Regions from separate parts of the Homo sapiens genome. Here region 2 is linked to region 1. The links are chromatin contacts, found by Hi-C or POLR2A ChIA-PET in ENCODE. All regions are on one chromosome and are shown on one strand. The core of a region is the stretch at or near the end of the contact, and the rest is flanking DNA. Distances in the headings are between cores, read along the strand shown. Region 1 overlaps ADGRL1 (adhesion G protein-coupled receptor L1). Region 2 holds the start of LINC01842 (long intergenic non-protein coding RNA 1842).

The links. Hi-C counts contacts between places; a loop is a spot of excess contacts on that map. ChIA-PET counts read pairs that join two places held with the same protein, here RNA polymerase II (POLR2A). Pooled maps may share reads with other maps.
Region 2: a loop to region 1 is called in a pooled map, with 4 times the contacts of the local background. The contact joins the promoter of LINC01842 here to the enhancer-like site in region 1. A Hi-C loop is called at or near these places in 9 of 168 maps with a recorded cell type or tissue (adrenal gland, heart right ventricle, left cardiac atrium and 5 more) and 6 of 50 pooled maps. POLR2A ChIA-PET finds 5 or more read pairs at or near these places in 5 of 52 experiments (CD4-positive, alpha-beta T cell, Panc1, T-cell and 2 more).

Annotation. Positions count from the first base shown.
Region 1 is chr19:14,164,748-14,169,457 of GRCh38, forward strand. All of the region lies in intron 4 of ADGRL1 (adhesion G protein-coupled receptor L1), which reads right to left. ADGRL1-AS1 (ADGRL1 antisense RNA 1) reads left to right here. Exons shown (of 3, transcript NR_045214.1): 3 at 4,030-4,710. Among named protein-coding and RNA genes, the nearest start is that of ADGRL1-AS1, 30 kb to the left of the region's middle. RefSeq lists an enhancer at 2,704-3,203 and a silencer at 3,074-3,263. Within about 2 kb of position 2,589, at least 7 of the 41 ENCODE cell types and tissues checked have a DNase peak (open chromatin) inside an H3K27ac peak, as active enhancers do; they include CD4-positive, alpha-beta T cell and heart right ventricle, where a contact is called at or near this core.
Region 2 is chr19:14,331,206-14,335,915 of GRCh38, forward strand. It overlaps LINC01842 (long intergenic non-protein coding RNA 1842), which reads left to right and starts at 2,538. Exons shown (of 2, transcript NR_134916.1): 1 at 2,538-2,814. The region is part of intron 1 of LINC01841 (long intergenic non-protein coding RNA 1841); the gene reads right to left. RefSeq lists an enhancer at 2,560-3,235.

The DNA of each region.
Region 1 (4,710 bases), core at 1,339-3,838:
CTGGCCGGCCCACCCTTGCCCAGTCACGTCCCAGCACCACCTACTCCTAACCTCCCCTTGACTGATCCGGGGGTCAGTGTGGCCAGACACCCCACCTCCTCCCAGAGTGCGCCCCTCCATCCAGGATGGCCGGGCCTCCCTCACCTCCTGGCTGGCAGAACCCACACATAGGCCAGGGCGAGGGCACAGGGCGAGGGTGGAGGGTTTGCAGTGAATTCTCTGCTCTTGCTTGGCATGTCACCAAAGCAGCTGGCCCCGAGGGGATCGGGGGGCTGGGACCTGGCACCGGCTTGGGGGGCAGCCCCAGTGGCAAGAGGGGCTTGGGCTAGTCCTCATTCCCCACCTCCAGCAGGCTTGGGAGGGAGGGGGACAGGCAGCACTCCCTTCACAGCATGGGAACAATGTGGCTCAGGGGCCCCCTGGCACAAAGCAGCCAGGATGTAGTTTTTGTAGAGGGAGAGGAGCCTGGGACATAGAGCTGGGCAGGAGCCAAAACGACCCTGGCTTGGGCCCTGGGGACTGGCCATCCCCCTGTCCCTGATGCCCTGAGGGGTCGGCCTGCCCACTCTGTCCAGCACACTGGCCTCTGCCCAAGCCGGTCCCCACCCCCACCAGGTGTGTGGCATCTGAGGGGACGTGTTTGTGTGAAGGGGACGGTGGGAGGCCTCAGAGCCTAACCTGCTCAGAGGGTGTCAGGGGGGAAAAATGTGGTTAGAGGTCAACCCAGGGGAAGGGGGAGAAGATGAGGAAGGGTCTGTCTGGGGCCTTGGACAGCAAGGACCCTTCACCAGCACCAAACTCCCAATCCCTCCTCTTCCCTCCCTTGCCCCGTCACCCCACCCGCCCTGCCCTGGCCCTCGAAGAGAAAATCTCCAGTGGTGCCGCATCCAAACCAGTGGGCCTGCAAGAAGAGTGGCTGGTGCTGGGAGGGAGAGAGACTCCAGGAGAAAGAGAGGAGACTGGAGGGGTGTGGTGAGGGGGCGGACCTGGGGCCAGCAGCCCAGGCCTCTCTGAGATGGGGGAGAGGGGAAGACGGGGAGGGGAGCAGCTCAGAGGGACCCTGCCCCACCTCCTTCGGAAGGGATGCTCCACAGACCACTGTAATTTCAAGGCAAAAGGGATCCCTAAAGGCCATGTCCTCCAGCCCTGCCTGCTGCTGCCGGCCTCAGATGGGTAAATTTCCCAAAACTTTCTGGAGAGGAAATGGTCATCCCTAACATCTCACCCTAGAAGCCCCTCAGCAGCAGCACCTCCGCTCCCCCCAATAACAGCCAGTAATGGCCAGCCCCATCCACTAGGGAGTTCTCTGCTAGAAATTACGGAGTCTGTGGAAGTCCCCAGACTGTGCCCCCGCCGCCCGCCGCCCATCTCCCTGGTCCTCTAACCACAACAGCCCAGAAGAAACCCTGACTGCAGCTTTGCAAGTGTGAAAGAAACAGAGAACACGCTCCCCCACCCTTCGCTCCCCCAACCACGAGGCCCGCCCCCGCCCCCTCGCCCTCATTTTTTCATTTTTTGGCAGGCTGCCCCCTCCCAGGGCTGGGGACAGCTGACACCCCTCCCCAGGGCTGGGCCCCCAGCTGGTCAGAGATGGGGATCAGGTTGGGGGTGGGGAGGACTGGTGCTCCATGCTCCAAAACAGCTCTGGGCCTTGGAAACATCAAACCAGAAGGAACTTAAGCCACCAGGAGCCCGAGACATAGGAGAATCTGCTCCCCAAAAGGAAAACAATGGTGTCCCCTCCAGCCCGCCTCCCATGAACCAGAAACATGTTATAAAAGGTACAGGGGAAGGAGGAAGAGAGAGGGGAGAGACAGAGAGAGAGAGAGAGAGAAAGAGAGAGAGAGAGAGAGACAGCTCACCCGGTGCCCCAGTGGGGGAGCCGGGGAAGGGAGTCCCTCCCTCCCCACCCGCCCTGGATGCTTATACACTTCTCCTGAAGGAGGCAAAAGAAGTATGAGAAAAGGCCAGGTCCCCCGAAAGGGCCAGGGACCAGGAAGGAGGGACAGAGAGAGACAGAAACAGCGAGAGAGAGAAAATCCTGCCCAAGCTCAGAGAGGAGCTTCCGTGGGTATCTGGAGGGTGGAGATGCCCGTGGCCGCACCAGGGCTGGTCCCACTGGGAGGACAACCCAGGGTGGGGGATACCGACCGGACCAAGTGTGGGTTGGGGAGAGAAGAAGGGGCCGGGGGAGGGCAGGTCACATAAGTATGGTACAGGTAGAACAAAGTGTGAGTTAGGGGTTAGCATTGGTAACAGTGCGTTTACCTTTCTGCTCCACTTCTACTTTAAGCATCGGAAGAGAGAGAGAAAACAAATTGAAAAAAAAAATGTGCAAGAAAAAAAGAGAAAAAAAAAGAGATTAAATTGCTTTCGTTTCTTTTCTGGCAACACGCCCCCTTTTCCTTTCCTTCCTCGCTCCTGCTTCCCCAACCCCTTCCGTAGCATCAGCTCGGGCCCCCGCCCCCAGGTCCCTTCCTCTGGGGGTGGTCAGGTGGGGTGAGAGGGTGCTGGGGAGACAGTCAGAGGGACGAGGGGGACACACACAGGAGGGAGAAGACACAGAAAGACACAGGGGTGGTAGGGGGGTACAGGCAGGCAGACAGAGCCCTCAGGTGGGAGGGGGCACCCTTGGTGCAAGGCGGGGGCAGGGAGTAGGGAGCCCCAGCTGGGAGGTGGGCTCCGGTCAGAGGGGGCACCAGGGAGTGGTGGGGTGGATAAGCCACTCGGCTCCCTTCCCACCCTGCCTGCTGCCCTCCTGCTAGAACCAGGGGCCCCAGGGGAAGGATTTCAGTGTCTCCCAGGGCCTGGGCCCACCCTCAGCCAAGAAACAGGCTGAACTCCTTCCCCTTTATGCTGGCCTCACCCAGGTCCAGCTGACTTCCCCCAAGCCCTCACAACCCAGAAGAAGCAAACACAGAGAGAAGGTGGCAGAGCCAGACACAGAACGACAGGCAGACGGGCAGTTGCACCCGGGCCCCAGAGAGAGCCAGGGTTGGGGAGACGGAGGCAGAGAGGTGGCGGGGGTGGGGGACACAGACTGGGTGGGACAGCAAGTGGGGGCACAGACACGCTCCCAGGCTCCCCAGGGGCAAGTCTGAGGCTCGGCTTCTCTGCTCAACCCACCCAGGGCCCGGGGGCCCAGGAGCTGGGAGCTCCGCCCTGCCCGCTGCCCTGCGGACGGGCGGCACCTAGGGGAGGAAGGGGCGCGGTTAGACTGTGCTCAGCTGCAAAGCAAATCCAGCATTAGTCGGGCTTGTCCACTGTGTGGGAGGGTTCCCACACATCACGTGCCCCCTGCCACCCACCCCTGACCCACCCTCACCAGCACTGGGGTCACCCCCAGCCTCTGAAGCCCTGGGCCAGGTGGCTGCCCAGGCCGCTCCCCCTCTGCATCCCTGGCCCCTCAGGAACTTCTGACTGGAGGGACTGGCTCTCCTGGCCCCTCTCTGAAGGTTCCAGCAGGGAGCTCCGCAGGGGCAGCCTCTGCCTCCCTTCCCAGCGCCTCACCCAGGGCCTGGCACTCAGGAGATGCTCAGTGAACATTTTGGGGACAAGTGAGTGCCTGGCCTCCCTGTCCTCTAGCTACCTCCTGTCCCCGCTTTAACTCCAGCCTCCTTCCTCTGGAGCATCAGGAGTTAGCTCTGCCCCCAACATCCACCCCGTATGTGTGCACACATGTCTGCGCGTGTGTGTGTGTGCGTGTGTCTCCTGTCTCCCCAAGGGCTCAGGCTATCTCTCTTCCATCAGACAGGCAGCCACTCATCCTCTGAACTGTCCTGCCCTCTGTCCCTGGAGCCTGCCTGGTCTCTGTCGGTTGTAGCCCCTGGACCACGCTCAGGGCCTCGGCTCCAGGAGGTTTCTCAGCTCCTCTCCTCCCCTAGCTTCTTTCCTGCGGCTTGACCTGAGCCTCTCGTCTACTTGCTTTGGCTTCCACCTGGACCGAGGAATTTTTCCTGCCCTTTATCTCACCTGCCTCGGGAGAAGTTGGGTCATTATCCGTTGTTATTTTAATTTTGATTACCACAGCAATAATCGTAATTGACAAGAGGCATTACAAGGAGCTGCAACAAAAGCAACGACTACCAAGTGTCCAGCACTCACGAGGGGCCAGCAACTATGCTACGCACCTCACTGGCCGTCTTTTGAGAACCCTGTCTACAGATGGGAAAACTGAGGCACACTGAAGTGAGGCCACATGGCTGGCGAAAGCAGGCACCATTTCCTTTGCATCTACAGCTCGGGTGCACACAAGCTTGACATGCGTTGTCGCTACTCCTTGTGGCTTCCCAGGGAAGGCTTTTGACCCCTCTCCACCCCATCACAGATGAATAAACAGGCTCAGCTGGCTTAAAGGGCATTGGTAATATTACTGAGCACATCCTGAACCAGGCATGGGTCTGGGCGCTGGGGCGGCGGGTGAAGACGAAGCCTCTGCCCTTGGGAAGTTTACACTCGGCACTCAAAACCCTGCCACCAGGAGCGACTTTGTGGCCGGCCCTGGGCCAAGCGCTTCTCACATGTCATCTCATGGACTCACACCTCCTTCCGTAGTGGCCCAGAGAAATTAAATCATTTGCTCAAGGTTTCAGAGCCAGAAAACTCAAGAGCCCAGTCGAGCCTTGAACCTACACCCATCTGACTGCCCCCCTGTGCTGAGCTCGCTGCCTCCCACCCCCCTTCCCCGCTGTCCCAGCCGCGGGAGTCAGC
Region 2 (4,710 bases), core at 1,288-3,787, 170 kb after region 1:
GCCCAGCTAATTTTTTGTATTTTTAGCAGAGACGGGGTTTCACCATGTTAGCCAAGATGGTCTAGATCTCCTGACCTCATGATCTGCCTGCCTCAGCCTCCCAAAGTGCTGGGATTACAGGCGTGAGCCACCGCGCCTAGCCGGGAAACAGTTTTTAAAATAAAGTTACATTGGGAGGCCAAGGCAGGCAGATTGCCTGAGGTCAGGAGTTCGAGACCAATCTGGCCAACATGGTGAAACCTCGTCTCTACTAAATATACAAAAGAAATTAGCCGGGTGTGGTGGTGGGCACCTGTAATTCCAGCTACTCATGAGGCTGAGGCAGGGGAATCGCTTGAACCAGGGAAGTGGGGGTTGCAGTGAGCCAAGATCATGCCACTGCAGGCCAGCCTGGGTGACAGAGTGAGACTCCATCTCAAAAAATATATAAAATAATTAATTTTAAAAAATAAAGTTAGACTTACCATTCATCCCAGCAATTCCATTGCTATACATTTACCCAAGAGAAAAGAAAGAATATATCCATATAAAGACTTGTTGGCAAATGTTCATAGCAGATTTGTTCAATTATTGCTGAAAAACTGGAAACAATCAAAATATCTACAGACAGGAGAATATAAATTAAGGCCCATCCATAGGATGTAGTAATTCTTAGCAACAAAAAGGAACAAACTACTGATTCACACAATGTTGATAAATCTCAGAATGCATGATGCTGAGTGGAAGAGAGACCACACTGTGTGATTTTATTTATCTGAAATTTTGCAAAAGGCTCAACTAATCTAAGGTGATAGAAATCAGAATAGTAGCCAGGTGCAGTGACTCACGCCTATAATCCCAGCACTTTGGGAGGCCGAGGTGGGCAGATCACTTGAGGCCAGGACTTTAAGACCAGCTTGGCCAACATGTCAAAACCCCATCTTTACAAAAAATACAAAAATCAGCGGGGTGTGGTGGCGTGTGCCTGTAATTTCAGCTACTTTGGAGACTGAGACATGAGAATCGCTTGACCCTGGGAAGTGGAGGGTGCAGTGAGCTGAGATCGTGCCACTGCACTCCAGCCTGGGCAACAGAGTGAAACTGTCACACACACAAAAAGAATTCAGGATAGTGGGCCCCACCCTATGGCTCACACCTGTAATCTCAGCACTTTGGGAGGCTGAGACAGGAGGATCGCTTGAGGCCAGGAATTCAACATCAGCCTGGATAACAGCAAGACCCTGTCTGTCTCTACAAAAAATACAAAAATTAGCTGGGCTTGGTGGTGAGGGCCTGTAGTTCCAGCTACTCAGAGGCTGAGACAGGAGAATTGCTTGAGCCTAGGAGGTAGAGGCTTCGGTGAGCTATGGTTGCACCACTGCACTCCAGCCTGGGCAACAGAGCAAGACCCTGTTTCTAAAAAGAAAAGAAAAGAGGCCGGGCACGGTGGCTCACGCCTGTAATCCCAGCACTTTGGGAGGCCGAGGCAGGCGGATCACGAGGTCAGGAGATCGAGACCATCCTGGCTAACATGATGAAACCCCGTCTCTACTAAATAATACAAAAAACAATTAGCCGGACGTGGTGGCCGGCGCCTGTAGTCCCAGCTTGTCGGGAGGCTGAGGCAGAAGAATGGCGTGAACCTGGGAGGCAGAGCTTGCAGTGAGCCGAGATCGCACCACTACACTCCAGCCTGGCTGACAGAGCGAGACTCTGTCTCAAAAAACAAAAAACAAAAAAAAAAAGAAAAGAAAAGAAAAATCAGGCCGGGCCTGGTGGCTCACACCTGTAATCCCAGTGCTTTGGGAGGCCGAGGCGGGCGGATCATCTAAGGTTGGGAGTTTGAGACCAGCCTGACCAGCATGGTGAAACCCCATCTGTACTAAAAATACAAAAATTAGCTGGGCATGGTGGTGCATGCCTGTAATCCCAACTACTCAGGAGGCTGAGGCAGGAGAATCGCTAGAACCCGGGAGGCAGAGGTTGCGGTGAGCCCAGATCGTGCCATTGCACTCCAGCCTGGGCAACAAGAGCAAAACTCCATCTCAAAAAAAAAAAAAAAAAAAAAAAAAAATCAGTGGAGTGGCTGTGGGTGGGGAATGGATGAAGGGACATTGATTTCTGGGCCGTCTGAATGGAAGTGTTCCTTACTTTGATGGGGTGGGGACACGGGGTCGTGCATGCAAATAATATGTGCAGGCTTGGGACTTCACCGCATGTAAATTAACTCTCAATAAAGTTCCAGGAAAAGTAATTCCAATTCCAGCAACCGGATTTTGGGCTCAGTTCGGAGGCTAGCCTGCAAGCCTTGCTGGTGGGTGGCCTGTAGGGGTGACAGGAAACCCCCCGGGCCTCCGCTCTTTAGGGGAGGGGGAGCCTCGCCCTTGCCCCCCTCCGGGACGAGCGGGCAGATCTAAAAGCTTCCCTACCGCCGCCCAGGCGGTCGATAGCAGACTCCCAGGCTCCGTTTCTGCCTGCCCGGCAGCCCGGGCCCTTCCCGCCAGCCCAGCCCCTGGGAGGGGACCCGAGCCGGGCGGAGCCTCCTCCGGAGCCGCACGCCGGGCTCGGCTCACCCTCCCCGGATGCCGCTCCTCCTCCATCCCCAGAAGTTTCAGCCACTGAGATTCCCCTTGTCCCGGAGGCTGGAGGGGAAGACCCAGGCGGCTGCGCTTTGGAGGCTGGACCATCGTGGGGCTTGTCTGTGCCCACTTTTCCCCCATTCAAGAGTTACCACTGCCAGGCGCAGTTGCTCAGGCCTGCAAACCCAGCACTTTGGGATGGCAAGACAGGAGGATCGCTTGAGCCCAGGAGCTTGAGAACAGCCTGGACAACATGGTAAGACCGCATCACTATATTAAAAAAAAAAAAAAAAAAAAAAAAAAAAAAAAAAGGCTGGGCGCGGTGGCTCACGCCTGTAATCCCAGCACTTTGGGAGGCCAAGACCGGCAGATCACAAGGTCAGGAGATTGAGACCATCCTGGCTAACACGGTGAAAACCCGTCTCTACTAAAAATACAAAAAATTAGCCAGGCGTGGTGGCGGGCGCCTGTAGTCCCAGCTACTCAGGAGGCTGAGGCAGGAGAATGGCGTCAACCCAGGAGGCGGAGCTTGCAGTGAGCCGAGATCGCGCCACTGCACTCCAACCTGGGCGACAGAGCAAGACTCCGTCTCAAAAAAAAAAAAAAAAAAAAAAAAAGAGGCTAGGTGCGGTGACTCACGCCTGTAACCCCAGGAGTTTGTGACCAGCCCGGCCAACATGGTGAAACCCCGTCTCTACTAAACACACACACACACACACACACACACACACACACACTCTTAGCCGGGTGTGGTGGCGGGCGCCTGTAATCCCAGCCACTCGGGAGGCTGAGGCAGGAGAATTGCTTGAACCTGGGAGGCGGAGCTTGCAGTGAGCCAAGATCGTGCCATTGCACTCCAGCCTGGGCTACAAAAGCGAAACTCCGTCTCAAAAAAAAAAAAAAAAAAAAAAAATTCAAGCCTAGTGGATTGGAAATACCACTTTCCCTGTCTTCCTTCATCCTTTCCTTAGTCACTATCTAGACACCCTTTTTACTGGGAGTCTGGGTTACAGGGTTACATTAACCAGAACCTTAAAGAGAAAAATACTGTAATTGCAAAAACGACCAGCCTTTTAAAATGGAACAAAAGAGACTAGAAAATATCAGAACCCACTGCACAGTAGAAATATGACTATGACTTCCTGAAACTTTTGTTTTAGTTCCAAACCTGGGTAGAAGGCCTACGTTGCAATGTAAAAAATTAATTCTTTGATTTGTGATCAAAGTGCTTGAAAGATGTGGTTATATATGATGTTTGAAATTGGTTTTCTTTTTTTTTTAATTAATATATCACAGAGGTCACGCTGTGTCAATGAATATAAGTTTTAGCACTTGAATTTTCTTTTCTTTTTTTTGAGACTGAGCCACCTTATCACCCAGGCTGGAGTGCAGTGGCGAGATCTCGGCTCACTGCAACTTTCACCTCCTGGGTTCAAGCGATTCTCCTGCCTCACCTCCCAAGTAGCTGGGATTACAGGCACCCACCAACACATCCAGCTAATTTTTGTATTATTAGTAGAGACAGGGTTTCACCAAGTTGGCCAGGCTGGTCTCGAACTCGTGACCTCAAGTGATCCGCCCACCTCAGCCTCCCAAAGTGCTGAGATTACAGGTGTCAGCCACCACACCCAGCTTTTAATTTCCTTTTCTTTGTTGAGACAGGTTCTCATTCTGTCACCCAGGTTGGAGTGCAGTGGTGCGATATGCGCTCACTGCAGCCTCCACCTCCTTGGGCTCAAGCAATCCTCCCCCCTCAGCCTCCCAAGTAGCTGGAAGTACAGACATGTGCCACCATGCCTGGCTAATTTTTTAGTTTTTGTAGAGTTGGGATCTGGCTATGTTGCCCAGGCTAGTCTTGAACTCCTGGGCTCAGGCGATCCTCCCACCTGGGCCTCCCAAAGTGCTGGGATTACAGGCATGAGCCACCATGCCCAGCCCACTTTCATTTTCTACTATGCATGTAGCCAATCCCCAGAGCCCAGGTACCTCCATTGTTTCCAGCCTCTTTTAAAGCTTTTCTTAATGATGGTAACAGCAAGCATCCTCTATGTGCCTGGCAGAAGGCTAAGCATTTCACACACTTTGCCTCATGGAGTCCTCATGAGAGGCCCATTTTACTGATGAGAAAATCTGGGAACCGTAACAATAAACC